Linked DNA regions of Homo sapiens: regions 1 and 2 are each linked to region 3. Evidence: chromatin loops called from intact Hi-C (ENCODE). Cell type or tissue: mammary epithelial cell. All regions are shown on one strand. Links, peaks and the distances in the headings refer to the core of each region. The heading gives the core; the rest is flanking DNA. Region 1 overlaps NOL10 (nucleolar protein 10). Region 2 overlaps GRHL1 (grainyhead like transcription factor 1). Region 3 holds the start of LOC124907732 (a long non-coding RNA gene).

Region 1 (10,384 bases), core at 2,454-7,453, 230 kb before region 3:
TATTCTGAAACAGTTCAAAATATAGCTAAGTAGATTTATTTCTCTTTTTTGGTGCCATTAGTCCATCTTTCAACTCTTTTTTTTTGGAGACAGGGCCTTGCTCTGTCACCCAGGCCGGAGGGGCAGTGGCGTAATTTCAGCTCATTGCAGCATCAGCCTCCCGAGTTCAAGTGATTCTCCTGCCTCTGCCTCCTGAGTAGCTGGAACTACAGGCATGTGCTTCCACACCTGGCTAATTTTTGTGTTTTTAGTGGAGATATGGTTTTACCAGGTTGGCCAGGCTGGTCTCAAACTCTTGACCTCAAGTGATCCACCTGACTTGGCCTCCCAAAGTGTTGGGATTACAGGCGTGAGCAACTGCCCCCGACCCATCTTTCAACTCTTATAATCACTTTCAACAATTATAAAATTGTCAGTAAACTCTTGAATTTAAAATGAAACATTTTTAGTGATGTCAAATGGCATCTTGAAAGAAAATTGAATTTTCTTAGCTGACATGGCTTTATATTTTCAGTTTTGGAAACTATGGGGTACAGCTTATCCTTTTGTCTATGGTATCATTTATCATACGTTTTGGAACATGTCATTTTAGAATGTATTTTCTCTAAATACTGACAAATTTGCCTTTAAATACCATCTGTTGATGTTTAAGATACCCCTTTAGTACACTAAAGTCAAATGTATACAAGGAGTTTATCATAACTTGTGTGATAATGGTGGGATTATTATTATTTTTTGTTTTTTATTTTTTGAGACAAGAGTTTCACTCTTGTTGCCCAGGCTGGAGTTCAACGGCACAATCTCGGCTCACTGCATCCTCCGGCTCCTGGGTTCAAGCGATTTTCCTGCCTCAGCCTCCTGAGTAGCTGGGATTACAGGCATGCGCCACCATGCCCAGCTAATTTTGTGTTTTTAGTAGAGATGGGGTTTCTCCATGTTGGTCAGGCTGGTCTCAAGCTCCCTACCTCAGGTGACCCACCCGCCTTGTCCTCCCAAAGTGCTGGGATTACAGGTGTGAGCCACCATGCCCGGCCAGGATTATTTAAATGTGTTCCCAAGTGAAAGAGGGAACTGATCATTGAGGGTACCATGAGAGTGCTCTATGTTATGACATGCTGGTGCCATGTAAATGAAGGGCGTTTGTTTCAAGTCTTTAATTAGTATGTAAGGTTTGCAGAAAAGCTATCAGGATACAGGAAGGCATTAAGGAGCCGATGGAGTGTTTTCATTCTTAATCCCAGTGGAGTGTGTGTGCATGGACATGTGTGTTTAGATACAGAAAGTGAGAGAGAGGTAAGGGTTTTCCTTGGTTTGCCAGTTTTTTAGCGATAATGAAGTAAACACCTAACTAGAAACCTAAGCAAACTAATTTTTTTGTTTTATTTTCAGATTGTCTTCTTACATAATGATAGATACATTGAATTTCATTCGCAATCAGGTTTTTACTACAAAACCAGAATACCAAAGTTTGGGAGAGATTTCTCTTACCACTATCCATCCTGTGACTTGTACTTTGTTGGTGCAAGGTATTGGATCCAGTCCCTTTTTCTCCTTTTCACCTCCTAAAACAACCAACTTCTGTTCCTAAATTTCGTGTACATTTTCTCTGTTTAGGTAACTTGCTTTAATAAAAAAGTGATACGTGGCTCTTGTAAAAAAAAAAAAAAAAAGAAAAGAAAACACAGGATAGGCAAAAAATTCTATTTTCTACATATTGGTTTACTTATAAGTACCATATACTGTTTTAACAACTGTTGTTTTGCTTAATACAATATTTTCTAATGTTAAAAATATCTGTGATAGTTATGTGCCTCATTGGGAAATACTGATGGGAAGTGTGTGAGCCTTTTCAGTTTAGCCCGGTTGCCACAATTTATGAGACATAGTATTGTTTTATTTATCTGTTTATCTTCTAGACTTTTGTCTCGACCTTAAGTTTGCTTCATGTCAGTAATCAGTTTCTATCTGATCACTTTGTGATTAATAGGTCATATGTGGTTATGGACTCTAGTTTAAAAAAATTGGGAGAGGGTTTTATTGTTATTATTTTTGGTAATTTGATAGTTTGATTTAATTTGATTTGCATGAAATGACAAAAGCATTTAAAGCATCTTTCATTATGTAGTTGATGTCCTACATTAAACAGTCTACTAAATTCTGAACAAAAGTTTATTAGCAAGTTTTCAAAAATTTAAAAAACAGTTGTTTCAAAACCATTAAGTAGTAAATGTATTTAAGAAACTAATTAGGACAGATGTCATAACTTTAGAACACCACTACCTACCCATGTCTTTTTGTTTTGTTTTTTCTGTTTTTTTTGTTTGTTTGTTTCATTTTCTTTTTTTGAGAGGGAGTCTCACACTGTCACCCAGGCTGCAGTGCAGTGGTACGATCTTGGCTCACTGCAACCTCTGCCTCCCAGGTTCAAGTGATTCTCCAGCCCCAGCCTCCTGAGTAGCTGAGACTATGGGCGCCTGCCACCATGCCCAGCTAATTTTTGTATTTTTAGTAGAGGCGATGTTTCACCTTGTTGGCCAGGCTGGTCTCGAACTCCTGACCTCAGGTGATCCACCCACCTCGGCCTCCCAAAGTGCTGGGAGTACAGACATGAGCCACGGTGCCCGGCCCTGTTTTGTTTTGTTTTTAACAAAGCAATTAGTGTATCTTTTTGGCTATTAGTATTAGCAATTTATTTACAATATTTAACGAGATAAATTGTAGGCAAAAATTCAGTACAATTTCAATAGAAATATCCCTTTTTTTTCCCCTGAAAATACAGCAGTATTTGAAGGACTAATTTCTTTAAAGAAGAATAAGACATGATCTTTGCTTTTAAGTTGCTGAAAGTGAAGGTATAATTCCTACATGTGACTCATTTAGGAGTGATATCTTTGGCTTCTGTTAGTATGGTGCTAAATTTGGAGATAGACATGTATAATCTAGTTGATAAAGTCAGTTTCTTAGCCCTATTGCACAGTATTTCAAAACTTTTTATTCTAAGTACCTTTTTGGTTTTATTATTAGTTTTTTATAAAGATGGGGTCTCACTATGTTTCCCAGGCTGGTCTTGAATTCCTGGGCTCAAAAGATCCTCTTGCTTTGGCCTCACAAAATGTTGGGATTACAGGTGTGAGCTACTGTACCTGGCCTTTATTATTATTATTATCATTATTATTATTATTATTATTTGAGATGGAGTCTCGCTCTGTCGCCAGGCTGGAGTGCAGTGGTGCAATCTCCACTCACTGTAACCTCCACCTCCCAGGTTCAAGCGATTCTCCTGCCCCATCCTCCCGAGTAGCTGGGATTACAGGCATGCGCCGCCACGCCCAGGTAATTTTTGTATTTTTAGTAGAGACAGGGTTTCACCATATTGGCAAGGATGGTCTCGGTCTCTTGACCTCGTGATCCGCCCACCTCAGCCTCCCAAAGTGTTGGGATTACAGGCGTGAGCCACCGCTGCCCAGCCCTGTGTTATTTTTATGGTCATCAAAAAGGTAGCATTTGACCAGGTATTTGACTGGTGGCTATTATGTTTGTGTGTGTGTGTGTGTGTGTGTGTGTGTATATATGTGTGTGTGTATGTGTGTGTGTGTGTATATATATATATATAAAAAATAAAAATATATATATATATACAAATACATACCCATTTTAGAAAATTGGGAAAATATAGAAAAGAAAAAATTCAGGCTGGGCATGGTGGCTCATGCTTGTAATCCAGCACTTTGGGAGGCTGAGGTGGGCAGATCACCTGAGGTCAGGAGTTCAAGACCAGCCTGGCCAACATGGTGAAACCTCGCCTCTACTAAAAATACAAAAAAATAGTTTGAGACCAGCCTGGCCAACATGGTGAAACCCTGTCTCTACTAAAAATACAAAAAATTAGCCGGGTGTAGTGAGTGGCGCCCGTGAGCTGAGATTGCGCTATTGCACTCCAGCCTGGGCAATAAGAGCAAAACCCCATATCAAAAACAAAAAAACAAAAAAAAAGAAAAAATTCAGCCATAATTACACCACCCAGAGAGGATCCTTATTATATTTCCTTCTAGTCCTTTCTTATATACATATGTAGATACATTACATATACTTTTGGATCTTGTATTCTCCATCTTATTTGTAAATAGTATTCTACGTAATGACTTCATATTTCCTTGGCACATGAATGGTTTAAATCACTTTTATACATGAACAAATTCATAAAGTGGATATTTTTCAGATTTAGAATACGTTTTTGTATCAGTGTTACAAAAGGAAGTGGTGGCTTATGAGTAATATATATATTTATAAAATTTATATTTACTTAAAGTTTCATTGTAGTTTAGCAGGTTTTTAACTTTCTTTATTACTTTACAGTTCTGAAGTTTATAGGTTAAACTTAGAACAAGGACGATACCTGAATCCTCTACAAACTGATGCTGCGTGAGTAGTTTTAGTAATTCTGCTATATACATTTTGACCAGGAGGTGGAGCCAGATGCTCAGTTTGTTAACAAGTAACATAAACTATTGCAATTAAGCAAAACTCCCAGCAACTTAGTTAAAAAGTACTGTTGAATTTATTCTCAGACAAAAAATTCACTGAAAGATCTGGTGATTACTTTAAAAATTAAATGAAAGCTTTTTTTCATCTACTCAACTTTAAGTCAGTTAAAAATACTCAGTTTATTATTATTACTTGTAGTGTTCTTTAAATTTACATTCATGGTTTTGTTTTGTGATATTTTCTCCTGTGGAGAACTTTTGAATTAATTTGGAGTGCCATTTTTAAATTTTTATGCTCTGCTAGCGGACATTTAAGGTTTTTAAAGGTTTCCTTTTATCATACATTATAGTCTACACATATGTACTATGCAGCAAAAATTTTTAGGAATGAATCCATCATCATCATCATCACAACAAATAATAGTGATAAACACAGTAGGAAAGCACTTTGTGCCAGGTGTTATTCAGTCATTTTACCTTTATTATCTCATTTTAAACTTAGAACAGATTTTTGTGGTAAGTACCATTTTACAGATAGGGCAGCTGAGGCTCAGAGAGGTAAGTAGTTTGCCCAAGGCCACACAACTAGTCAAGGGTGGAAGCTGGATTACTTCTCATTGTGTATATGAAGAGCTTGCTGAATTTCTCGTATTGCTTTGAGAGGATTTTTAAAGGTTAGGTGAACATGTTGTGATAAGAACCAAATAAACTCTAATTTTTTTTTATTTCACATTGGGTAGAAATGCTTTTATTTTTATTAAAAAAAAAACTTGTAGTAGTAACTTCACAAATGCATTATATTGAGTGTCCTCTGTACCCCAGATACTGCTGAACGCTTTGCAGTCTTTTTCATTTAATCCCCATAACAACCCCCCGAGGTAGGTGAAATATCCATTTTACAGAGAAAGAAAATGAGACTTAGAATGATGTACCCAGGACAAGCCTGTCAAGGCTCAGGATTGTCATGGTGATAGCGTGTGTTCTTTTAAGAATGTTACCTGCCTTGGAAGAAAATACCTTGAAAAATAGAGTGACCCTTTCTTCTCATGGTAGTGGAATAGTATTTCAGAAGGAAGTCCCTCCTTGTTTGTCACCTAGCAGGTAGAGTGTCACCCTGGGGATCAGAAACTCCAGTGACTGAGCCAAGCACTTAACCCTTTCATACCTTGGTGTTTTCCATTTGCAGATTAGTAAGAGAGAATCTGTGTGTCTTCTTTCTACTCAGAATTTGGGTTGACTGTTTATTTATTTAATATTCCTTCCCCACTAAAGTAGGTGCTAACTAATTCATTCTTTCTTACTGCTTTCCTGTGTTAGGGAGAATAATGTTTGTGACATAAATTCAGTGCATGGCTTGTTTGCCACAGGAACCATAGAGGTAAGCATATGTTGACTTTATTTTTTAGAATATTTGTTTTATATTTGATTGGAATTTTTATTTAAAGACTGAGTTGCTTGATTCCTTAGAGCAGGATGATAATGAGGTGATAGCTTGAACATCCTGTAGAGTAACATTCAGTAAATATTGAGATGAATGTACACAACATTTTTCTTTTAAATGATAATATCTTTGAATCAATGTCCTTCACACTTACCAATAGTTTTTTGTAGATTTGCATTTTTCACTTAAAATAATGATAAATACTCATAGTTTTAAAAAATGCAAATATGTCAGAAGCATGTAATTTTAAAAAGTGCCCTTTTATACCTTCCAGTCACCAAATCCTACACCCCAGAGGTAACACTTGAATGGTTTGGAGTAGTATCCTTTCAAATTTTTTTTCCTAAGTGCTATATGCCAATATGCATATGTGTACATACATATTTTTTAAAGTGGTTTACCAAACTGAAATTGTATTCTACTGTAGTTCTCCATTTGCTTTTTTTTTTTTAGACATAACAGTATATAATATACATCTTATTGGTACTTATAATTACTTACGATGCTAAACTAATTTTAAAAAAATTTACAGGCCAGGCGCAGTGGCTCACTAATCCTAGCACTTTGGGAGGCCAAGGCAGGCAGATTACTTGAGATCAGGAGTTTGAGACCAGCCTGGCCAATATGGCGAAACACCGTCTCTACTAAAAATACAAAAATTAGCCGGGTGTGGTGGCACACACCTGTAATCCCAGCTATTTGGGAGGCTGAGGCAGGGGGGCGGAGGTTGCAGTGAATGAAGATTGGGCCACTGCACTCCCGCCTGGGTGACAGAGCGAGACTCCGTCTCAAAAAAAAAAATGATAGTTTACAGATAGCATTCTGTTGTTTGTACTATAATTTATTAAACCAGTTTCATATGGATGGAATTAATGGTTTTTTTTTTACTCAAATTATTTTTATGTTGAGAGATTAATGCAGCCACAAAAAAGAATGAAAGAATGTTCTTTGCAGCAACATGGATGCAGCTGGAGGCTGTTACCCTAAGTGAATTAAGACAGGAACAGAAAACCAAATACTGCGTGTTCTCACTTATGAGTGGGAGCTAACCGTTGGGTACTCATGACCATAAAGATGACAACACTAGACACTGGGGATTACTGGATGGGGAAGGGAGGGAGGGAGGCAAGGGTTGAAAACTAACTGTTGGCTACCATGCTCACTGCCTGGGTGACGGGATCAGTCACACTGCAAACCTCAGCATTATGCAATATACCAGTGTAACAAACCTGCACGTACCCCCAGAGTCTAACAAAGAAGTTGAAGTTGTATTTTAAAAAAAGATTAATATTTGAAATGGGACACTAAGTTTGATCTGACAGATATTATGTAAAACTATGTTGAATGTGTTTGAATACTGTTATGTCTAAATCAAGCTTTCTCTTGGTAGTCAGGTTACTTGAGATTACCAAGGGGAAGTTTTACAAGAGTTTCCCTGAGAAAATAGTTTTTAGGGTCCTTACAGGGCAGTCTAGGCTAGACACCAGGCAATGTGCTAAGAGAAGTTATGTATTAGAACGTGCTGCTCTTCCAGCAGCTGGTTTAAGACCAGCCTAGGACATGTTGAAGGGATAGGAGGTAGGGATGCTCAAAGACTGGGCTTCCGGAAATTCCTTGATTATTAGCAGCTTGCAGTTTCATAAGCATAGTCAGATCAGGCTTAACAAATTCATTTTACATTGATTTTCATATTACATCTCAGATTTTAGTTTCTTCTTTAGTTCTTAGTTATCATAATATTGTCAAACTAAATGTTTGCATTTTGTGCTTTTTGAAGTGCCTAAGAGGGGAGGTTTGGCAATGGAAATATTCAAATTTAGGTAATAGAAAATCAGTGTGCTTAAAAATACATTTTGTATTTACACTGGAAGTTATCTGCATACCCATTTTGTGTTTTTGGAATGCAACTTTTCTTTTTTATGTCCATAAAATTTATTAACTCATTTTGAGAAGACATAGAAGACTAGACCATTTGGAATTACCTGCTGTAGTTTAAAAAGGTTTCCCTTCGATTATTCATCTTTGCAACATACCTACTTGTAATAATATTAAAAGATTAATGAGGTCAGAACCTCCTAAGTATATTGAAGGGTTTGCTTTTAAGGTAGTTAATATATTAAACAATCTTAAAACATCTTTGTTTATGTTTTTGTTTTATCATTACAAAATCAAATGATAGACAAGAACACAAAGTGAAAAGTGTAATTCCCTTCCACCCTGTCCTATTCCTGTTTCCTTAGGTAAATACTGTTAATAATTTGCTGTGTATCCTCTCAGGTTTTTCTGTTTGCACAAGCATTTTTTTAAAAACACAAATGTTGGCTGGGTGTGGTGGCTCACGTCCGTCATCCCAGCTCTTTGGAAGTGCGAGTGGGTGGAACGCTTGAGTCCAGGAGTTCGAGACCAGCCTGGGCAACATGGCGACACCTCTTCTCTACCAAAAATCCAAAAATTAGACAGGCGTGGTGCATACCATAGATGCAGCTACTGGGGAAGCTGAGGTGAGAGGATGGATTGAGCCTACAAGGTGGAGGCTGCAATACGCTGTGATTGTGCCCTGCACTCCAGCTGGGCGACTGAACAAGACCTTGTCTCAAACACACAAACAACGACCCCTCATTTAAAAAAGTAAATTGCTTTTTTGTGGACACAATTCTAGTACATGTATATTCACATCATTCTTTGTAATGGCTAATACTCAGTTTAAATGGACGTACTACAGTTTCTCCATTCTGTTTTTTTTTGAGACAGTCTTGCTTTGTTTCCCAGGCTGGACTCGGCTCACCGCAATGTCTGCCTCCCAGGTTCAAGCGATTCTCTTGCCTCAGGCTCCCGAATAGCTGGGATTACAAGCACCTGCCACCATGCCCAGCTAATTTTGTATTTTTAGTAGAGACGGGGTTTCACCATTGGCCAGGCTGGTCTCGAACTCCTGACCTCAGGTGATCCACCTACCTCGGCCTTCAAAAGTGCTGGGATTACAGGCATAAGCCACCATGCCCGGCCTGTTCTGTTTTTTTGGGTTTTTTTTTTTTTTAGACGGAGTCTCTCTCTGTTGCCTAGGCAGGAGTGCAGTGGCACGCTCAGCTCGCTGTAGCCTCTGCCTCCCGGGTTCAAGCAATTCTCCTGCCTCAGCCTCCTAGTGTGTGGGATTACGGGCATGCGCCACTATGCCTGGCTAATTTTGTATTTTTTTTTTTTTTGGAGACGGAGTCTCGCTCTGTCGCCCAGGCTGGAGTGCAGTGGTGCGATCTCGGCTCACTGCAAGCTCCAGCCTCCCGGGTTCATGCCATTCTCCTGCCTCAGCCTCCCAAGTAGCTGGGACTAAAAGCGCCCGCCACCATGCCCGGCTAATTTTTTGTATTTTTTAGTAGAGACTGGGTTTCACTGTGTTAGCCAGGATGGTCTCGATCTCCTGACCTCGTGATCTCCCCATCTTGGCCTCCCAAAGTGCTGGGATTACAGGCGTGGCCACCGCGCCTGGCCGGGATTCTTCTTTTCATTAAAAAAAATTTTCCCCAGCTTTTTATTTTTAAAAAGTTCACATCTTTGTAAAAGTTTAGTGATATATATATTTTGCATTTTCTTTTCCCATAAAAATGTACATGTATTAAAAATGTTTTTTGAACCTTTTGAAAATAAGTTGCAGGCATTATGATATTTCTTCCCTAAATACTTTAAAATGGATTTCTTAAAAATAAGGACTTTTTCTATGAAATAAACAATGTTAATGTGGTTTATTTTTGTATGTGTTTTAAGGATTTCTTAGCAGCTTTTTTTTTTTTTTTGAGACGAAGTCTTGCTCTGTCGCTCAGACTGGTGTGCAGTGGCATAATCTCGGCTCACTGCAACCTCCACCTCCCGGGTTCAAGCAGTTCTTCTGCCTTAGCCTCCCAAGTAGCTGGGATTACAGGCGTGCACCACATACCCAGCTAATTTTTTGTATTTTTAGTAGAAACAGAGTTTCGCCATGTTAGTCAGACTAGTCTCAAACTCCTGGCTTCAGGTGATCAGCCCGCCTCGGCCTCCCAAAGTGCTGGGATTACAGGCATGAGCCACCATGCCCCGCCTTCTACAGCTTTTATTTAAAATTGTTTTTCATTTGCATAGGGTAGAGTGGAGTGCTGGGACCCAAGAACTCGAAACAGAGTTGGCCTGTTAGACTGCGCCTTAAACAGTGTCACAGCAGATTCAGAGTAAGTAGAAATTAATTTGCAATGTAAATGTTCATCAACTTTTAATTTAAGTAATGTGTCTATATTAAATTCAAATAAATTGCTACAGGATATCTGAAATTGTACTTTCCATGATTGTTTTTCATAAAGATCCTCTCCTGTAAAAGCTCACTAGTGAGTAAGCCAGATAGAATTTCTTTCCAAAATACTATACAGAAGGCCTTATTTCTTTAGTTGCTGTACGATTTTATTAAAACAATTACACTACAGGAATTTGTATTCCA
Region 2 (10,384 bases), core at 2,162-7,161, 450 kb after region 3:
TTAAAAACAGAATATAAAACCACCTTCTGCCTTTTCTAGAAGGTGGTAGCATACTAACATAGTAAATATACAACCTGCTTATAAAAATTGCTATGTAACATTGACACAACAGTCCCTCCCTGACACAGAAAAACAGGTAAATATCCCCAATCTCCTAGCCATTATTGTATGAAGTTGGTCTGGGTCTCTCTGTCCCTTCTAACAAGTCTAACCATAACTTCATTCTGATGATAAACACCACCCTCCTCCAAAAGGTGGAGGGTGCAGTCCTATTACAAAATAGGACTGTCCCTCCTTATTTATCTGTGTATCTATAAAGAATAAGGTATTTCTGTTTCTACATAACATGGAGTAACACAGATCAGATTTACCCTCCACCCTGAAACAACAACAAAAACCAGACGAAATGCAGAAACAAGAACGAGAAGGCCCTGACCAGCAGGCAACTAAAGAACAGTGATCCCTGGGAGACAGGAACCCGCGGCAAGTCCTCAAACCATGCTGGCTGCTGCCTTCAGAGTTCCCAGGCCATGGCATGGGAATTCTCATGTATTCTCAGTCCAGGTGCCCAGGTTTGAGGAGACAGAGCTGGAAGTCCACAGAGACCAAGGCAGCAGGACAAAGTACCAAAGAGGAAAGAGCTCCGAGATCTTCAGTGAGCCCCACTCCAGTACGTGGCCGGGTACCAACAGGTACACAGGTACCAGGAAGCTGCCCAAGGCTGGGGGTCAGGGTTGGGAACTGACATCCGAAAAGATTAGAGAAACAGTGCCCGAAACTCACACAGAGCCAGAAACAGTACCTGTTCCCACCATATGGGATGGACTGGAAATCCCTGTCATGAGGATTATTACAAGGAAGTAATGTGAGAAAACTTGTAATGAGCAGGGCACTTGGTAGAATATTCAGAAAAATCCTGCTCAGGAGCGCGGGATGATTAGCCTTACACTGAGCACAGCTCCAGATCCGCCTAGCAAATCATAGACATAAGATCTTAACGAGCAGATGGTTTCCGAGCAACTTAACCAGATTTCAGGACAAAATTCAAGGAGATTCACAATAATACAAAAATGTCGAGCACCCAGGAAGGTGAAAATCACCAAAATGCCACACAAAGAGTAAACATCATCCAAAAAATCCAAAAAAGGCCTCAGGCTCATTCACTGTGCTCAGCCACTGTGCTTTGTGTACCTGATGCAAAAGCCAGGGTGACAGACCAGGCCTCTGACAGCAAACATACTTCCAGTTACCTAGCCCCTCTAAAAATCTCAATAAAAGACAAGCTCCCTTAATAGGATGAAAAGAACTGCCCCCGTCCCCTGCCAAAAATAGGTCCAATATTTTTGAGTAGGAAAAACTCAAGATCTTGCTGTCTTAGTTCAATGGAATGTCCACTCATCCACGGTTGCTCCCCAGTTTCGAGCCAGCACAAACTTTCCCCTCAAGACTCGACGCACCTTCCAGACTCTCCCTGCATTGAATCCAGCTCAGCCCCTGGCTCTGCACTGGGCAAAAGTAAGCCTCTCTTCTCCAGATAAAAAAAGAGCCACACCAGGGAAAACAGGTCATGCAGAGATCCCTCTGGGCCCTGCACTTTTTCTTCTTGCCTCCCTGTGGCTGTAGAGAAGAATCCGCACCTCTCCTTCCCCATGCTTATTGAAGGGCCTTTGGGGAAGAGGGCTGTGAAGGCACAGCACTTTGTGATTCAGCCACTCGGACACAGCTAAGGAAGAGCTCCCGTGCAGGGGTGACTGCCTACACTTCCAGCAGCTGGGCTCAGAGGGTCCTGTGTGCACCTCCTTTACTTATCAGACATGCCCAACAAAACGTACTTATCAACCCTTCTAATCTATCAGTTAAAACGTAATTTCAAAAATCTCTACATAATGTGTCTTTGCAAGGCCAAAACAATAATTAAAAGCTATTTTAGGCCAGGCATGGTGGCTCACACCTGTAATCCCAGCACTTTGGGAAGCCAAAGTGGGCGCATCACATGAGGCCAGGAATTCAAGACCAGCCTGGCCAACCTGGCGAAACCCTGTTTCTATACAAAAATTAGCCAGGTGTGGTGGGTGTGCATCTGTAATCCCAGCTACTGGAGAGGCTGAGGCACAAGAATCATTTGAACCCGGGAAGCAGAGGCTGCAGTGAGCCGAGACTGCGCCACTGCACTCCAGCATGGGCGACAGCACCAGACTCTGTCTCAAAAAAAAAAAAAAGCTGTTTTACATTTTGGGAAGCCAAGATGGGAGGATCACTTGAGGACCGGAGTTCAAGACCAGCATGGGAAACATGGCAGGACCCCCATCTCCACAAGAAAATTAAAAATTAGCTGGGTGTGATGGGATGTGCCTGTAGTCCCAACTACTCAGGAGACTGAGTTTGGGGGATCGCTTGAGCCCAGGAGGTTGAGGCTACAGTGAGCAGTGATTGCACCACTAAATTCCAGCCTGGATGACAGAGTGAGACCTCATCTCTGATAAAGGCTGGGCGCGGTGGCTCACACCTGTAATCCTAGCACTGTGGGAGGCTGAGGTGGGCAGATTACCTGAGCTCAGGAGTTGGAGACCAGCCTGGGGAACATGGCGAAACCCTGTCTCTACTAAAAATACAAAAAACTAGCCGGCCGTGGTGGTGTGCACCTGTAATCCCAGCTACTGGGAAGGCTGGGGCACAAGAATTGCTTGAACCCAGAAGGCAGAATTGCAGTGAGCCGAGATTGCACCACTTCACTCCAGCCTGGGAGACAGAGGGAGACTCTGTCTCAACAATAAATAAATAAATAAATAAAAATAATTTTAAAAGTTATTCTATATTAGCAGCTATATTCTCATTTTGACATTAAATATTAAAGAGACCCTGGTCTTTTTCCATGAGTGTGTCTCAAACACTTGTTCCAAGCATCCCTGCCGATCTTACCTTGTCACAGAAGACCTTGATCTGGCAGTAGGCCCGGTGCACAGGCTTGTTGCTGCGGTTGTTGTAACTATAGGTATCAACTTGAATGTTAAGAGGCAACCCCTTCACTCCCTTCTGGGAAGAGAAATCTGTGCTTAAGCAGTTCACAGAGATGAAAACCTGCCAAGGGAAGAGAAGGTTCCATAAGCAACAGGCACCAAGTCAAACCTAGCACAGCTCATGAAAATATTAACATCACTGAAATTACTCAAGTCTATTTTAAATGAGAAGCTCAGCTTCTCATTTTTTAAAAAAGGGTTTTTAAAAAGAGGTGATCAGGGGTTTATTTTAAAACTGCTTTTGGTCATAGAAATAGCAGACCTTAAAGAGGAGGAAGAGTCGGCAGCTCTGAACCTCTGCTTATGTTCCCTTCCAGAATCCCTATTTAATATCAGCTAGGACAGGGGAAGAGGCTGGTTAGCTTTCCTGATGTCATTTTCCAAAGTTACCAATAGCATAGCTCCCTCTGCAGCTGTTCTGTAACTTAGTAAAAACTTCCTAGGAATCCACCTATATTTGCGTTGACACCACCTCTTAGGATAACCTGTAGTACTCTGTGTCCTCATATTTTAGAACTTATGACATCAGTGTTCCTCTAATCCACAATTTTTATAAGATTCCAATAAAGTTCTCTCTCAATCTTTGCCCATGCAGACTAAACAGTCCTCATTTCTTTCCAGTTTGTTCTTATTAACCTTTTGGTTATCAAATCACATTGGGCCCAGTGTTCAAGGGATGATTTGTAATTTACAATTATTTCCATACTCCTTTCTAGGTATGGAAATATCAGTGCAAGGGTCTTTTATTTAAACATAACTGGATTCTTTACATGCCCAGATTAAACCTAAGACAAAAGTGGTAACGTTTGTTAATAGGCTGAGAACTTAACGATCACTAAACACCCAGGAATGTGTTCCTCATTCAAGAAGTTCCACACAGATGTGGTCAAAACTCCCTAGAATAACCCGGGAAGATGTTATGCTGGTGGGTCTATTTCCATGAGAGAAACGAAGAATCCAATTCCTTAAGCAACAGTTCTACTATTCAATCATGAAATTACTTCAGAGAAACTGTCTAAACCAGACTTTGAGCTTCTCAACCCACAGTTTCAAAAGTCTGCTTTCCTATCAGTGCCCAAGCCACCACTTCCCACAGGAGCAATTTTTTTTTTTTTTTTTGAGACAGTCTGGCTCTGTCACCCAGGCTGGAGTGTGGTGGTGTGATCTCAGCTCACTGCAACCTTTGCCTTCTGGATTCAAGCCATGCTCCCACCTCAGCCTTCCAACTAGCTGGGATCACAGGTGTGCGCCACCACGCCCAGGTAATTTTTGTATTTTTTTTTTTTTTAGAGACAGGGTTCCACTATGTTGCCCAGGCTGGTCTCCAACTCCTGAGCTCAAGCAATCCTACCATCTTGGCCTCCCAAAGTGCTGGGATTACAGGCAGGAGCTACCACACTCAGCCCACAAGAACAATATTTAAAGATGACTTCCAAGTGCAGTAGGTTAGCACCGGCTACACTCACTCCAGCTGCTAGCATGTGCCTGAGCAATGCACTAAGCCGGCGAGAACCCATCCAGGGGGATCCCCCACCTTCGAAATGGAAGGCAGGAGATGTCACACCCTTCTCTCCTGGGCTCCAAATCAGTTATCTCCCGCACATTTTCTCAAAAGTTAAAATAAGCTGAGTCACATTATGAATATGACATTGGAAGCTGCTACTTAAGAGGAACCCAGTGTACAGCAAATAAACATGTGCCATTTCCCCACTATTTTTATCACTGTGGATTTTAAAAATGTTTTTGAGCTCCCTTTCAACTAGTTTTAGAATTTACTGCGGATGCATGTGCACCACATAGTGGACATTATTGGAATTACAGTTTTTAAAACTAAGACTGGCCCATTTCAGACCCTTCAACCCCGTGAGCTGACAGGGGAAGATTCCTTCTAGCCCCTGGGTCAACAGCCAAGAATGGGTCCACCACAAGCAGCACTGGGTGTCACTGGCTGAACTAGGGCAGATGGGGAAAAATTTAAGTTATAATGGGGTTGGGGGGCAGCTATAGTAACTTTTTTTTTTTGAGATGAAGTTTTGCTCTTGTTGCCCAGGCTGGAGTGCAATGGCGCAATCTCGGCTCACAGCAACCCTGCAACCTCCGCCTCCCGGGTTCAAGCGATTCTCCTGCCCCAGCCTCCTGGGTAGCCAGGATTACAGGCTTGCACCACCACACCTGGCTAATTTTGTATTTTTAGTAGAGACAGGGTTTCACTATATTGGCCAGGCTGGTCTCGAACTCCTGACCTCATGATCCGCCCACCTCGGCCTCCCAAAGTGCTCAGATTACAGGTGTGAGTCACCACTCCCGGCCACATTTTTTTTTTTAAACACTTCAAGTACAATCTCTAAATCCACAAATCAGAGGTAAGGAGAGTCTGTGGAATGCATTCAGGTTTAAAAAAAAAAAAAGTCCATGCAAACAACTAAGCAAAGTAACCAAACCACCATATATTTTTCAATTTACAACCAATGGAAAATCCGAATTTTTTCTGTCATTCTAGGCCACGTGGCTCAATTCCTAGTTCAAAAACAGCTGCCTGGGAAAGTTCGACTTCATCCTCACGATTCCAGGAAGTGATATTCCCTTTACAAGAAGATTTCACAGTAATCCAACCCGAAACCTAACCTCCCCTTGCTTCCCAGTTTCAAGTTTCTATTCAAAAAAGAAATGAGCAGGGGCCAAATCCCAGGATCGGGGCAAACATGGAGCTTTGGCACAGCTTTGCCCATGCTGGTGTGCATTCATGATGATTTGCAGTCTCTTACTGATATACATTTCTCTCTTATTCTAAAAAATCAATTCTTCCCAAACTTGGCAGTTTTCTAAATGTATTAAAGAAAGTTGACAATGGTCCTAATTCAGCATTAAAAAAAAAATGCTACCTTGCCTAGATAAATACACAAACATCCCAGGAGAAGGTGACAAAGCTGTGAAACGTAAGCACTGCAGGCCAGGAACATGAGAGACAAGAACAGTGGGCCGAAGATGCCAAAGAGAAGATGGGGCCGGTGCTCACGATGCCCCTGCTCTTAGGAAAGGATCCCAGGTAAGAACACAGATGATCAAGGGGATATGCTGGTGTGGAGGGGACATACGTGCCGGGTTTAACCCTCAACCAAAGTCTACAAGGGGAGCCACATGCACAGCCGCTTAGGTCTGAACATCAAAGCATTTGAGCTGGCCCCTAACTAAGCACTGCGACCCAGTGCAAGGGTCCTTACCTGTCAAAGGGCAGGGTGAGTTCGTGGATCTCTAGATGACTACCTCTGGACGTCTATGATTATATACTTATATTGACAAAGGATGAATCCTATATCCATACTGTTTTTACTGGTGACAATAATTTTGTGTAATACATTTACCTATCAACTTTTTATAAGTCATATTAGTTTAAAAATACCAAGTAAGTTGCCAGTTAAAGTCATCACAATAACTACTTATGTAAAACTTAAGAATCTCATACGGCAATGGCTCTCAAAGTGTGATGCCAGGAGCATCAGCACGAGGGAACTTGTTGGAAATGAAGATCCTGGTGCCCACCCCAGACTCACTGAATCCGAAAACTCAGGGAGAGTGAAGCGGGAGGTTAACAAGCTCTCCAGCTAATTCTATGCACACTAAAGTTTCAGAATCCTGTCTGTACAACAGTGCCTCACAACTCTGACTGAATTAGAATCGCCTGGCAGGACTTTAAAACATACGGATGTCAGATGTCCTGGCTACACCCCAGAGATTCTGATTTCATTGTCCTGGAATGGGTTTGAGATGCTGGGACTGTTTTTTTTGGTGCTTCCTACCAAATTCGAGTAATTCGAGTGATTGGCCAAGATAGAAACCACTGCGGTAACGTGATTAGTCTTCTAGCTGCTTATACACTGTGATCCACAAAAGGTCTACCTTGGCTCCAAAACTCTGAGATTATTAAAGCAAGTTCCAATACATGGTTTCCTTTCCTTAAAGAGTTAAGATATTTTTATATGTATTTATATGTATGCCAGCAAGTTTTTAACATTAAACAAAATTTTTACAGAGGCATAGCCCTATCAAATAAGAATATTCATGTAATCAAAAGAAAGATCTAGGTTAAAGCCATTTTGTTCAACCCTGCTATTCAATAAGGTCATGCAAATCCTCAAATACTCAAGAGTTCTTAAGATATTAACCACAAAAATAAACAAGTACACACACATTAAACTCTCCCGCTTATTTTTATTACTCATGTTATGTTTGATTTCATAGGGATTTGCATTTGTGGATGAACTTGTGTGTTCAGCTGAAGGCTGAAGTTGTAACTCTGAACCACAGGACAAAGCATGATGTGATGTCTTCCTCACTAAATGGCAATGTCCTTGAGAAGACCCTGTCTTAATCATCTCTGTGTCTCACGCCTGGCTCATAACATATGCTTATTGCATGCTTTTAATAAAAGGAGGAAAATGCATACTGGGTAGTAAGTAAGTATAGCTAAGAATAAATAAAATGTAGATATATAAAATATCTTTTCATACCCTTATCTAAATCAGAAGCGACTATTTTTCTGTAAAGGGCCCGACATTATTTTCACATCCGTAGGTCATATGCAACTACTCGACTCTGCAGTAATAGTGTAAAAGCAGCCACGGATATGAGTGTGGTCGTGTTTCGATAAAACTTGATTTATATAAGCAGGCACCTAGCTGGCCCGCGCCTCAGAGCTGTCGTCTGCTGACCAGTGATCTAAACCATCCTCTAAGTTGCTTGGACATTAATTTATCCTTACATCATCACGATGGAGTAAATAGGGAGGAGGTGTATTTCCCTGTTTGTAATTGAGTATTTCCACTTTCCGCATAAGCGACTTCCTGGCAAGACATCCAGTGTGTGCTGTGCCCATGTGTCACTCGCCTGTGGAAACACACTGTCCCTATCAGCCCAGCCCACACTCATGGAGGGGACCAGGTAAGTTCTGAGGGAGAAGTGCAGCTTCCGGGGAGCTTTATGGTCAGGAGGGTGGCCTTCTTTAGTCTGCAACTGAACAGTTTTGTTTAATGTTAAAAAGCTGCTGGCATACACATATGGCGAGTGTAGAAACACAAGCCAGAGCTCTCCCTTGGGTCCAGTGGGAGCAACAAGATGGGCACACTTTGTTCCTCAGTTTTAACACTTCCCATGGATTCTACCTAATGGGCAGCCCCGAGTGAGCAAGACCACAGGGCTGTTCACCCAAATCCAGGTAAAACCAGGCTCGGACCATTCCTATCCTGCAGACAAATTATCACTGTGATTACAGAAAACACTCCACTATCTTTACAGAGGATGGGAAAGAGGTAAAAAGTAAGATGAATGAGCACACATCCAACTCCTCCTCTATAAAACATACAGGAATGCACGCACACTTAAAAAGCCCCATTTCAGAATCGGAGTAGGCTGAATGATTTACAACCTTCCTTCTCTAGAAAGATGTGAAGATCTCTGACATAAAACTTTAAGAATTCAAAAGATGACCTTTTCTGTTTTCATACTTCCTTCCCAATTATTTTGAGAGAAAACATTTGTATTCAAATAATTAGAACATTAATCTCAAAAGATGAGCAACTACTATTCCCACCCAAATTATTGGAAGAGAAAAAAACTAACCACAAACATAAACTGCTGAACAGGCCAAGGTGCTCTACAAGATTCCTTTTTAAATGTCTAGCCCATTTTTCTAAGGACAGTTCCTCATTCCTGACCAAGAATTTATGCACTTAGAATGTTTCAAAATATTTAATTCTTTTTTTTTTTTTGGTTTTCAAACCTCAGTTTGAAAATGAGAGGAAAACAAAATAAAATGATTTACATAATCAAAGGATTAACTGATACAGACTTTTATTCTAAATGCTCACAAGCACAGAAACCAACAAGAAATCAGATCTTGAACGAATTTATAATGATTCTTCCAGGAAGCACCGCGGCAGCCACATAAGCGCTGTTCACACCTGGCTGCGTCTGCCAAGTTAGTCCTCAAAGAGAAAACAAGGAGGAAAAAGACAAAAAAAAAACAAACCACCAAACCCAGTGTGCTCAAAACACAGATCACCATCAGAGGTTCATTTCACAGCAGGTATAGGGAAAGTAACTGAGAATCAATTTTATAAAACCCCCAACACACCCACTCCTTTCGAGCTTTTATCAACACCACAAACCAAGACACAATTCCAGTAAAGCTTGCTAACTGTCTAGTCTAAAGAGAGTAGTCAGGAACGTGAACTTTAACAAGTGAATTTAATTTGTGGAGAGAAATTATAGAAATATTTTTAAATCTCCTAATTCACAGAAAAGAATGCATGAACAAAGCACTTGGAGTCCATGAGTCAAAAGTTACAAAAACATCAAGTGGTGAAGTTAGGAGCTAAGGGATGCAAATGTTTAATACATATCAGGGTATTTTTCATGAACTAGCAAAAAGGCTGTTGCTCTTTAAAAATTACCACAATGACAGTAATACTCATTCTGTATTATCATTCACCTATAAGAAAATAATCCAACATCCAAATATTAGTCTTAATTTTTTTTTCCACTGAGAAATTTAGGTAGAATTTTACATGGTTTTGTAACGTTGCTGCTATAATGCTGAAAATAATTTCCATAAGACTTTCATAATATAGTTTGCTCAACTGAGTAGAATAAAACAATTTCAAAATTTGAGCACTGGCCAGGCAGTGGCTCACACCTGTATGTGGGAGGATTGCTTGAGTCCAGGAGTTTGAGACCACCCTGGGCAACATAGCGAGACCCTGTCTCTAAAACAGAAAATAAAATAAATTAGCTGGGCATGGTGGTGTGCACCTGTAGTCCCAGCTACTTGGGAGGCCAAGGCGGGAGTATGGCTTGAGCCTAGGAGGTAGAGGCTGCAGTGAGCTGTGTCATGCCACTGCACTCCAGCCTGGGCAACAGAGTGAGACCCTGTCTTTAGAGTAAAAAAAAAAAAAAGATTGAACATTTAGATCCATTAAGACTAATATGAAGCAACTTTATGACAGTTTGGATAAGGTTTCCTTTTTTTTTTTTTTTTGAGAGAGAGTCTTGCCCAGGCTGGAATGCAGTGGCGCGATCTCGGCTCACTGCAACCTCCACCTCCCGGGTTCAAGCGATTCTCGTGCCTCAGCCTCCTGAGTAGCTAGGATTACAGGCGCGCACCACTACATCTGGCTAATTTTTGAATTTTGTTTTTTGAGAGGGAGTTTTGCACTTGTTGCCTAGGCTGGAGTGCAATGGCGCGATCTCAGCTCACTGAAACCTCCGCCTCCCGGGTTGAAGTGATTCTCCTGCCTCAGCCTCCCATGTAGCTGGGATTACAGGTGCCCGTCACCACACATGGCTAATCTTTGTATTTTTAGTAGAGACGG
Region 3 (10,384 bases), core at 2,545-7,544:
GGAGCCCTCATGTGGCTGCCGAGTTAGCTCAGGGCTTGGCTTATCACCAACTCTGGTCTCCCTGGGCCAGGGTTGCCAAAACATGAAAGATTTTTTCAGGAGCCAGAGGTTGGTTCTGACTGGAGGGGGAGGGCGGGAAGGAGTGCTGTAGTCCACAGCCCTACCTTCCGGGAGCCTGAGAAGTAGGATGCTGGTGTGTTTGGGTAACTCTGAGCTCCCCAACAAGGGCAGTTCCCTGGGATCCGGGACCCACTATGTTAAGAGAGTTGGCACTGAGTATGTACTGTGTGCCAAGAAATTTGAGCTAGACACCAAGCCTAGAATCTTGGTAAATTAGGTCTTCCATCTTAAAAAGGAAGAAATTCCCGAGATCGCTTAGTGGCAGTGGTGAGCTTGGACTGAAAAGGGGGGTATTCCACTCAAAATCAACTAAGGCTTTGGAAACAATGCTCTTTCAGCCAGTTAGGGAAAATGTAATCCAACAACGGTCAGTAGTGCCAGTGGGGACAGAAACAGCCGCAGGTAATCCCGTGCTACACGTGAGTGGCCCCTGAAACCTCGCTTCTGACCACAGCTTGGCGTAGCCACTTACAGGCCCCAACAAAGCCAGACTTGGGTCTGTGAAATGATGTGGCCAGGCTTGATCAAGTGATCTTCCTTGGCCCTTGTACATGGGAGCAGGCAGGCGAATTTGGCAGGAGAGACCAGAGAACGAGGACAGCCAGACGGTAGCCGGGGCTGTGTCGACACCAGGCACCGTCCTCCAGGAGGCTTAAGTCCTGCTTTGCATTTGGGTATCTCCACGTCATTTTTAAAGATGGTGCTGTCTGGTCGTGCACAGATACTGGGCATTTCTAGACTCGTGACTTGAAGTGAATACAGCTCCACCAAGACCACTTGTGAATTTCTTCCTGGCGTGCTGGCCCCCGGGAGAGGGGATTCAGGGGAATTGAACTATTGGGCAAAGGTAAAGGCAGCCAGAGTGCATTAGAATCACTTAGGGTGCTTCTTAAAAATACTCATTATTGCCCCCTGACCACTTTCCCCAGACTCTGGGGATGGAGTAGTGTTGGAGCAACTGGAGAACCATCTGGAAGACATAAAAGTATCCCCAACTCCTGCTCCAAAATACATTCCAGATAGATGAAAGTTTTAAATATAACAGATTAGACCATAAACCTACTGGAAACAAAGTCAAAAGGCAAGGGACCAACGGCTACAATGCCCGTGAAAAGGACTAATTTTCTTCATATTAAAAACAACAAATCAATAAAGTAACTATGCAATAGAAAGTGGGCAAGGCATAAACTTGGCTCACAGTAAAGTTTTTTTTTTTTTGGTAGGCAGAGTCTCACTCTCACCCAGGCTGGAATGCAGTGGCACCATCTCAGCTCACTGTAACCTCTGTCTCCCGGGTTCAAACGATTCTTCTGCCTCAGCCCCCTGAGTAGCTAGGACTACAGGTGCATGCCACCACACCGGGCTAATTTTTGTATTTGTAGTAGAGACGGTTTCACCATGTTGGCCAGGCTGGCCTTGAACTCCTGGTCTCAAGTGATCCACCCGTCTCTGCCTCCCAAAGTGCAGGGATTATAAGCATGAGCCACCACGCCCAGCCAACAGTAAACTTTTTGAACATGAAGACATTTGTCAACCAAAGGAAACACACAGTAAAACTATGAGAATCTATTTCTCACCTATCAGATTGGCAAAGACAAGAGTTCCCCAGCTCGCGGGGTGAGCAGGTGTGCTCAAGCACTGGGCGGAAAAGTAAATTAGAGCAACAGTCTCTTTGGAGGGAACTTGATAATATCAATAATCCACATTATCTTTGACCCAGCAGTTCTAAGAATTTCTCTGATGATACTCTTCTAAAATTATTCATTGTGGCATCATTTGTAAACAATCTCTTGTACACAAGCAGGTACTGATGAAATTGTCAATGGAACGGGATATACAGTGGTTAAGGAATGAAGCAGATTCATCAGTACTGATAAGGAACAAGCTCCAAGCTAGATTCAGTGAGGATAGCAAAGCAAGGGGCACGTGTAGTATGCTACTGTGTGTGTAAAAAGCAAAATCAAACCCCAACAAACTGTGTGTGTACATACATACTTGCATATGCATGGCATATTTCTGGAAGAGCTTGTAAGAAACGGGTAACAGAGGTTGCCTCTAGGCAGAAGAACCAGAGGCCTGGGCCGAGAGTGGGGACTGGCTCCACACTGCGCTTTTGATATTGGAATGTATTACTGACTTTACGAGGATTGTAAAATAGGTTTCCCGCGTGAAGACATAAACTCAGAGATGAACTCAAGTCACGCAGATAGTGAGGCAGCATTCAAGCCAGGTCAGAGGACCCCAGCATTCATTCGGTGTTTCCCTACCCTGGGAACATGCTGTTAAGCAGCTGGAGGGTGGCTTGGGCAGTGGACTGGCTCAGGGGGACATGGTAGAGTTGCTCACGACCTGGTCCTCACCTTTGCAGGGTCCAGGAGGGCTGGCTCATGCCAACCCAGCTCATGAGGCCGACGAAGGCAGCAGACCCATCAGAAGCCAAAGATGGGAACATTCCTGGCACATCAGCAGGTGGTCAACCCCTCCCTCCCCGACAGTGTCAGGGCCAGGCACTGCCCCTCACAGATAGCCTGCAGCAACCAAGGGCAGGCCAGAAGCCGGTGGGCAGAGCAAGCCACGTGTGCCCCCTGCGGCCCTCTTGAGCCCTGGCTGATGCCCACTTTGCACTTTCTCGTGGGTAGGGCCTGCCCCTTCCCGGGCCTCACTCGGCTTGTCTTGTGAAGTCATGTGCTCGTCACACCCCAGCAGTGACCTCTGCTACTGGGACCACACATCTCTTCGCAGGTTCCCTCCTTACTAGATTTTCCTAAGTGACTCGAAGTGGCTGGCTAGCCCCTTCCGCTTAGGGGGTTTTCTGGCTGTCACCCTGTACCCTCTTTGACATGGGCCCTCCCCCATGCTGGATCTGGGGGTTTGCTTTGCACCATCTCTGGGCCCGGCTGGAAAACTGCCCCTGAAGGCAAGAGTCGACCCATTTCAAATCGGGCTCTGTCCCCACCAGGGATTCCCGAGAAGCCTCAGTGCCTGGGGGTGAGGGGGGCAAGTGGGGGGCTCTGCCTTCTCCGCCTCACCCAATCTCACCCATCGGGTTTCAAGGTAGGACGTCATGTGAAGCAAAGGCTTTGCAGAGTTCTCCCAGTTCTTGTTTTTTACAGATGGGATGAAGCCCAGAGAGGCCAAGTGACTCGTCCAAGGCGAGTCTGTAAGTTAGAAGGAGGGCCTGGGTGTCCTCAGGGCCCTGCCTCGCCAGCCAGCTTCTGCTCCTGGGCTCTTGCTGAACAATGACCATGACTAGAATGCGGCATCCTTCTCTCACCAAGGGCAACGTGTTCCCGGCCCCTGCTCTCTGCCAATCCTATTCCCTGCCAGGGTGGCAGAGGCAGCCCCGAGCACCCATGGCTCCGGAATACCACAGACGGTGGCACCTGGCCCTGCATTCCTGCTGTGGCTTCAGCTTCGGCTGGAGCTGGACAGACGAAGCTGGACCCAGGCCCCACACCTCACTAGGCACTAGCCAGACCCAGGCCCTATGCCTCACTAGGCACAGGGGTCCCCACGGCCGCCTCCTTCTGAGTGGGGGTTGAGCTGGTGCCCCCCACCCACGGCAGGGCAGCTACAAGGGAGGATTGGTGAAGGCCCGAATGCAGGGCACAGAGTGGAAGCGCCTCCGGAATTCTTGCTGCTGTTGGGAGTTCGGAGAATTTTATCCACATGCAGCACTGACTCCAGGCTGGAGAGGGCTGTGACCAGGCGTGCTCTGCCACTGGCCAGGGGTTACCTAGGTGGAGCTCAGTCAGGTGACTTGTGGAGCTCAGGCCCGTGAGCTTGTGAGCTGGGGAGCGGGGGTCTCCAGGCTGGGCCAGCTCGGGGGTGGCTCCGCAGGGGAGGAGACCTGGTGCCCTGCTGGGCGAGGGTCAGTCTGGGCCTGGGTGGTTCCGCCAGGAGGGTCATGCACCTGGCCCTGGGGGTGCCTGTCAGAAGGCCTGGCCCTTCCAGCTTCTCACCCGCCCCAGGGCTGTGCAGGCCCCACTCCCTGGCTTCTCAAGGAGGGTTGCCAGACTTAGCACAAAGATAAGATACTGCACGGGACATATGTCAGCTGCAAAATTGCTTCTCGTTGATCTGAAATTCAAGTGTAACTGGGTGCCCTGTATTGTATCTGGCATTCCTATCTGGCAATAAGGCCTCTGGTCCTGGGTACCGGGAGCCTGGCCTCAGCTTTTGTGTGCCGTTTGGCCCACCACAAGTCAGGGGCTCCTCTGGGCCTCAGCATCCTCCTCTGTCATCAAATGCCGCCCAGGACAGAAAGCTTTTCTCGAAAGCAGGCCCAGCTGGAACCCGCACACCCAAGCCCTGGATGGCCCTCCTAGCTATGGACACCAGGGGGCAGCAGCACCCCGCGGTGGCAGCGCGGTCGGGGCCAGGAAAAGGCAGTCAAATCACTCGACCACTGGGCAAACACTGATAGCTCCACTATCGCAGGGGGCCCTTGACAGCCACAGGGCTGTGAGACTGGAGCGTGGCCTCGATCCAGAGCTCCCGACTCAGCCACTCCAGGGTCCCGGGGGCTTTGAGGAAGGGGCACCAGGCAGCCCAGTCCCCGACCAGACCACTCCCCTGACCCCCAAAACACTTCCTGAGGCCCCCCAGGTGAAGCCCCCAGCCCAGCCCCTGCACCCCTGCCCCATGTTGTAGAACCAGCCCTGTGTACAGCTGGTGGGGCCCTGCAGCCTTGGTCCTGCCTGTCCCCCTGCCCGTCCCCGAAGTGGCCCCAATCCCCTCTGAGGTGTTCCCAATCCTCCCCTGTGCCCACCAGCGACTGGTGACCCCACCCGGCCTCCCCTGACCACCCCCCATGATAGGCTGAGTGGGCGGAGGGCAGATCTCCCCCCGCCACCCCTCCTGTGGGGCTGGTGCCTGGCACCTGTCCCTGAGCCAGAGGCAGAGCCCACCTGAGGCTGCCTGTGCCGCCCTCCCCATCCCCCACACACTACCACACATGCAAACACACCACACACATCCACAGCGCACACTAAGACCACATGCCCCAGCCTCACACACACCCCACAAGACACCCGCACACATGGCTCCCATGCTCTGCCATCCCTGCCAGGGTGCCTGACCCTAACCCTGGGGCCCCCACCTTCGGAGGTCCCCAGGAACCTGGAGGTCAGGTCCTGCCCCTGAGGACCCTTGCCATTCCCCTCAAGGCCCTGCAGCCCCTCCCTCTGCCCCTGGTTCCCTGACCACATGGTTTACAGATGAAGACACAGCGCTTGTCCAGTGCCAGGCGGCTCATTCGAGGTGGAGCTGGGACTTGGCCTGGGTCTCAGTGTGTGTCCAGGGCATAAGCTCATGCGGTTCCAGCTGCGTGAAGACAGAGCAGAGCCACCTGCTGACCCTCCCTTCATTCATTCATCCCCACTCATTCCTGAGCAGCCTCGCAGGGCTTCAGGGTGGAGACGACCAGAGTAATTTGATGAGGTCACCGAAGGCGACCTCTGGAGGAGGGGACATGGAGGCCTAGGACAGGCCTGGTGCAGGGAAGCTCAGTGTGGAGGGAGGCCACTGTGGGCCCAGGTGGGCCAGGAAGGGGAGCAGGGTGCCCAGAGCCCAGGCCCAGCCTCTCAGGCCACGGAGACAGGCACCCCACCTGGCCCTCCTGGAATGAGCTGTCAGGGCTGCCACTCAACAGCCTCATGTGGCACTCCAGAAGCCACCCACCTGTGGACTCGGGTCCACCACAGCACACGCAATGCCACACACACACACACACACACACACACAGTACAGTACACACCACCACACACATTCACAGCACACGCAATGCCACTCACACACAGCACACACCACCACACACATCCACAGCATACACAGTTACACCATGCCCCACACACCATGACACACACAGACACACATGCATCCACAACACACACATGTACACATAGTTACACCATGCCCCACACACCACCACACACGCAAACATACCACACACATCCACAGCACACACACAGTCACACCATCCCTCACACACCACTACACACGCAAATACACCACACACATCCACATCACACAAAGTCACACCATGCCCCACACACCACCACACACGCAAACATACCACACACATACACATCGCACACACGGTCACACCATGCCCACACACCACCACACATGCAAACACACCACACACCTCGACATCACACACAAAGTCACACCATCCCCACACCATTCCCACACACCCAAACACACCACACACATCCACAGCACACACTAAGACCACATGCCCCAGCCACACACACACCCAAGACAACACACAGACGCACACACACACACCTAGTGGATGAGCCCGCTCGAGCCCGGAGGGCCTGGCTGCAGCTGGAAGAGGCCGTGGGCAGGTGGCTCCAGGGCGGGCCAGGGTCTGCCTTCCCGTGAACTGCAGGAGGCAGGTGGCCCCTTCAGGTCGGGGCCCCATGGTACAGTCACACAGCCCGCTGGGAAGAGCCGGAGGAGCTGAGGCCTTCCAGGGGCCCTCCAGGGGCTGCCGCCCCGCCCGCCCCCGCTGGCCTCAGTCACCCCTCCTCCCGAGCTCCCTCCCACCCTCCCCAGCCTCCTGCCCCAGGCAGGCTGTACCCGCCCCCGCAGCTCCTGCGCCCCGGCAGTGCCCTGCTGTGCCATGCCCCGCGCTGGCCCTGGGGAGGTGTTTGCTGGATAAACAGCTGCCCCCCGGGGCCCAGGCCGCAGTGCTCCTTCGCCACCGTGTCTCCAGCATCACCCCTTCTCCTCTGAGACCTCTTCCCAGGCCACAGTAAGGGAGCCCCAAGCCAAGGAGAGGGCGTGCCCAGCTTAAAGGAAACTGACCTTGGCCCTGCCCTACCCCGCCCCACTCTGGGCCGGGATACATCGCTGCCGACCCGGAGCCGGAGCCCAGGACCAGCGGGCACCAGGCCCCTGCGCCGCAGTGGCGGGGTCAGAGCGGCAGGACTGGGTGGCTGGTGACAGGTGGGACTAGCGCGGGACCACTTGCCTCTCGAGCCGAGCCCCGCCCCTGCCCCACAGCTCCATTTTCTTCTTGTTCCTTTCAGGGCTGCCAGGCTGCCCCAAGCCGGAGTCTGTTCCCCGACGGCCGAGGCTCCCGCTGGCTGGCAGCTCCCCAGGCGTGTGGGTTTGATTCCCAACGGCGCCCAGCCCAGGGCAAGGCGGCTGGGGGAAGGCCACGCCACGGATGAACCCAAGGCCGAACTCCTGTTTTTCTAAATACCTTTTCCGGGGCCCACGAGGTCCCTCTCAGAAGCCTGAAGGTCCTGTGGGTTCTGTCTCCTCTTGGGGGGCTGTGATCCTAACTGGACCCCCGTTTTGGGTCCCTGCTCATGCGCACCCCTGATCTCAAGAGGCAGATAGAAGATCTAATGACGTACCTGCCTAAGCCCGGCAAGGAGGGGAGGGTTCCATTCGGAGTCCAGTGCCCCGCCCTGAGAAACGGGCGCTCAGGAGGGCGCCCCTCAGGCAGTGGTGGGGAGGCGCGCCCCCTTCTCCACTAGGGCGTGACCTGGCACGGGGTGGGGAGGGAGTCAGGCCTGGGTGCCACAAATACAGTGCGTTTAAGTCTTGTTCAGGGACCCAGGGAGAAACTCCTTCATTTCTCTAGACACCAGGGGCCCTGAAGGAGGCCGCTGGCAAGGAAACATGGACCCGGCTCCAGCCCAGCTACTGGAAGACCTTTCTGGAATCGGGAGAAGACGCACCTCGGACTTGGGAGCTGATCCTTCTTTCAATTCCTGATTCTGCCACCTCTTGCTAAGGATTTCAGGCTAGTTACTTAACTTCTCTTAAACCAGCATTATCAATCTGTATAATGTGGTAGTGATACCACATTGCAGGGTTGATGGGAGGGTTAAATTAGACGTTTAAAGTTTTAAACAGTGTCTGTACGTGGAAACCCTTGATAAATGGGAGCTAATGTTTTGCTAGCTCAATGCTGGTTCCCACGCGGGAGGCCAGTCTACCCAAGCAGAAAATGCCTGGGGCTGTATTAATTAAGGCCTAAGGTTCAGAGTAAGGGAGGTGACAGTCTTGCCCTACTAGGGGTTCATCGTGGCCTGACTAGATGAACTGTCTTGGGACTAACACCTCATACTGCCACCCTTCCCTCCACACTCCAGGGCTTCCTTCCTTCGAGTCTAAACATTTTCCTGTCTCAGGAGTTGTTCCCATTACCCTGTATTTACTCAGTGAGCATGGGACACCATGCAGTGAGTGTCAGGACAGCTGGTGGATGGGACCATGGAGCCACCGGAGCCATTTTCCAGAGTTTCTGTTGAGTCCACCCACATAAGCCTTGCTTATGCAGGTACATGATTAGATCTTCTATCTGTCTATAGGATAAGGGACACTTGTATGCAACTCCCAAGGAACTTTAACAACTTGGAGTGCCCGTGCAGGATGGCAAAGGGTCTGGGATCCCCTGGGGCAAGGAGAAGGCAGGACAAGAGAGAAGCTTGCAGAAGGAGGTGGTTGGAGGAAGAGGAAGCAGGCCCAGGGCCAGTACTGCAAATTACCAGGGAAGGACAGGTGGAGACACTTTCTTTCTTTTTTTTTTTTTTTTTGAGACAGAGTCTCTGTCACCCAGGCTACAGTGCAGTGGCACCGTCTCGGCTCACTGCAACCTCCGACTTCTGGGTTTACGCCATTCTCCTGCCTCAGCCTCCTGAGTAGCTGGGACTACAGGCGCCCACCACCATGCCCGGCTAATTTTTTATATTTTTAGTAGAGACGGGGTTTCACCGTGTTAGCCAGAATGGTCTCGATTTCCTGACCTCATGATCCACCCGCTTTGGCCTCCCAAAGTGCTGTGATTACAGGCGTGAGCCACCGCACCCAGCCGAGACACTTTCTAACAACCCGCCCTGAAAGATCCTGATCCCGGACAAAGGAAGAGACTGAGGAGGCCTCCTGCTGGGTGGGTGGCATGGACGACAGTTTTGGGTTCACTTCTGGGTTCTTTCCTCCTCTGATAGGCTGGGCTTCTTGGCACAGGGACACCATCTTTGGGGTTCAATTCCCTGCCTTCCCAGAGAGCACTGGACTCCTGGACAAATCATACTGGCTTCTGTGAGCTCCTTGTAGGGCAGGGTCCACTAGGATCCCCATATCTACCTCCTCCATATCTGAGCAGAGGTGGTTATAATGGTTAATTTTATGTGTCAACATGACTGGGCCAGGGGGTACCCAGACATTTGGGCAAACCGATTATTTTGGGTGTGCCTGTGAGGGTGCTTTTGGATGAATTTGACATTGGAACTGGTGACCAATGGGGGAACCAGGTGGGGTAAAGCAGATCCCCCTCCCCAATGTGGGGGTCCTCATCCACTCAGCTGAAGGCCTGAATAGGACAAAAGCCTGAGAATTTGTTCTTTGCCTCACAGTCTTGAGCTGGGACATTGGCCTCCTCCTCCCTTAAGATTCAGACTGGAACTACACCATTAGCTCTCCTGGGTCCCCAGCTTGCTGACCTCTGTCTACAGGGGACAGGGCTGCTTGTCTCCTTGGGACCTCTCAGCCTCCATAATCACGTATAAGCCAATTCCTTATGATAAATACATCTATCTAACCATCCATTCGCCTACCCATTCATCCATCCATCCATCCATCCATCCATCCATCCATCCACCCACCCGCCCACCCATCCATGCATCCACCCTCCCATCCAACCAATCACCCACCCATCCATACATACATACATCCACCCACCTGCCCACCCATCCACCCATCCATCCAGCCACCCACCCACCAACCCATCCATGCATCTACCCACCCACCCAACCATTCACCCATCCATCCATCCATCCATCCACCCACCCACCCACCCACCCATGCATGCATCCACCCACCCACCCAACCATTCACCCACCCATCCACCCATCCATCCATCCACCCACCCACCCAACCATCCATCCACCCATCCATCCATCCATCCAGCCACCCATTCATCCATCAACCGATCCACCTAGGGACCCATCCACCCACCCACCCATCCACCCATACTCCCATCCATCCATCTACCCACCGACCCATCCATCGACCCACCCATCCACCTATCGATCCACCCACCGACCCACCCATTCACCAACCCATCCACCCAGCCATCCATCCACCCATCCATGCATCCACCTGTCTATGCATCCACCCACCCATCCATTCACCCACCCATCCCCTCACCCACTCATCCATACATCCATCCATCCATCCATCCACCCACCCACCCACCCATCCATCCACCCACCCCTCCCATCCATGCATGTCTCCTATC

What was found. Hi-C counts contacts between places; a loop is a spot of excess contacts. Peaks named below come from ENCODE experiments on the same cell type or tissue, not always from the same donor. Only the 100,000 strongest peaks of a DNase experiment are listed, where the experiment ranks them.
Region 1: a loop joins it to region 3, with 6 times the contacts of the local background. A loop is called at or near these places in 64 of 110 quality-filtered maps.
Region 2: it touches region 3 in a loop (4-fold over the local background); 11 of 110 quality-filtered maps call a loop at or near these places.

The regions. Positions count from the first base shown.
Region 1 is chr2:10,662,696-10,673,079 of GRCh38, reverse strand. NOL10 (nucleolar protein 10) reads left to right here. Exons shown (of 21, transcript NM_024894.4): 6 at 1,390-1,526; 7 at 4,357-4,422; 8 at 5,802-5,862; 9 at 10,036-10,121. Among named protein-coding and RNA genes, the nearest start is that of NOL10, 22 kb to the left of the region's middle. In mammary epithelial cell, for the core only: a CTCF peak has its summit at 4,483 (motif pointing right); no DNase peak of the experiment used is centred there.
Region 2 is chr2:9,978,818-9,989,201 of GRCh38, reverse strand. GRHL1 (grainyhead like transcription factor 1) reads right to left here. Exons shown (of 16, transcript NM_198182.3): 9 at 2,920-3,078. Among named protein-coding and RNA genes, the nearest start is that of GRHL1, 32 kb to the right of the region's middle. In mammary epithelial cell, for the core only: a CTCF peak has its summit at 4,800; no DNase peak of the experiment used is centred there.
Region 3 is chr2:10,429,197-10,439,580 of GRCh38, reverse strand. LOC124907732 (a long non-coding RNA gene) reads left to right here and starts at 6,768. Exons shown (of 2, transcript XR_007086214.1): 1 at 6,768-6,883; 2 at 7,724-7,995. RefSeq lists enhancers at 4,338-4,387, 5,032-5,996, 5,997-6,962 and a silencer at 6,657-6,716. In mammary epithelial cell, for the core only: a CTCF peak has its summit at 4,456 (motif pointing right); no DNase peak of the experiment used is centred there; H3K4me3 peaks cover 600 bases.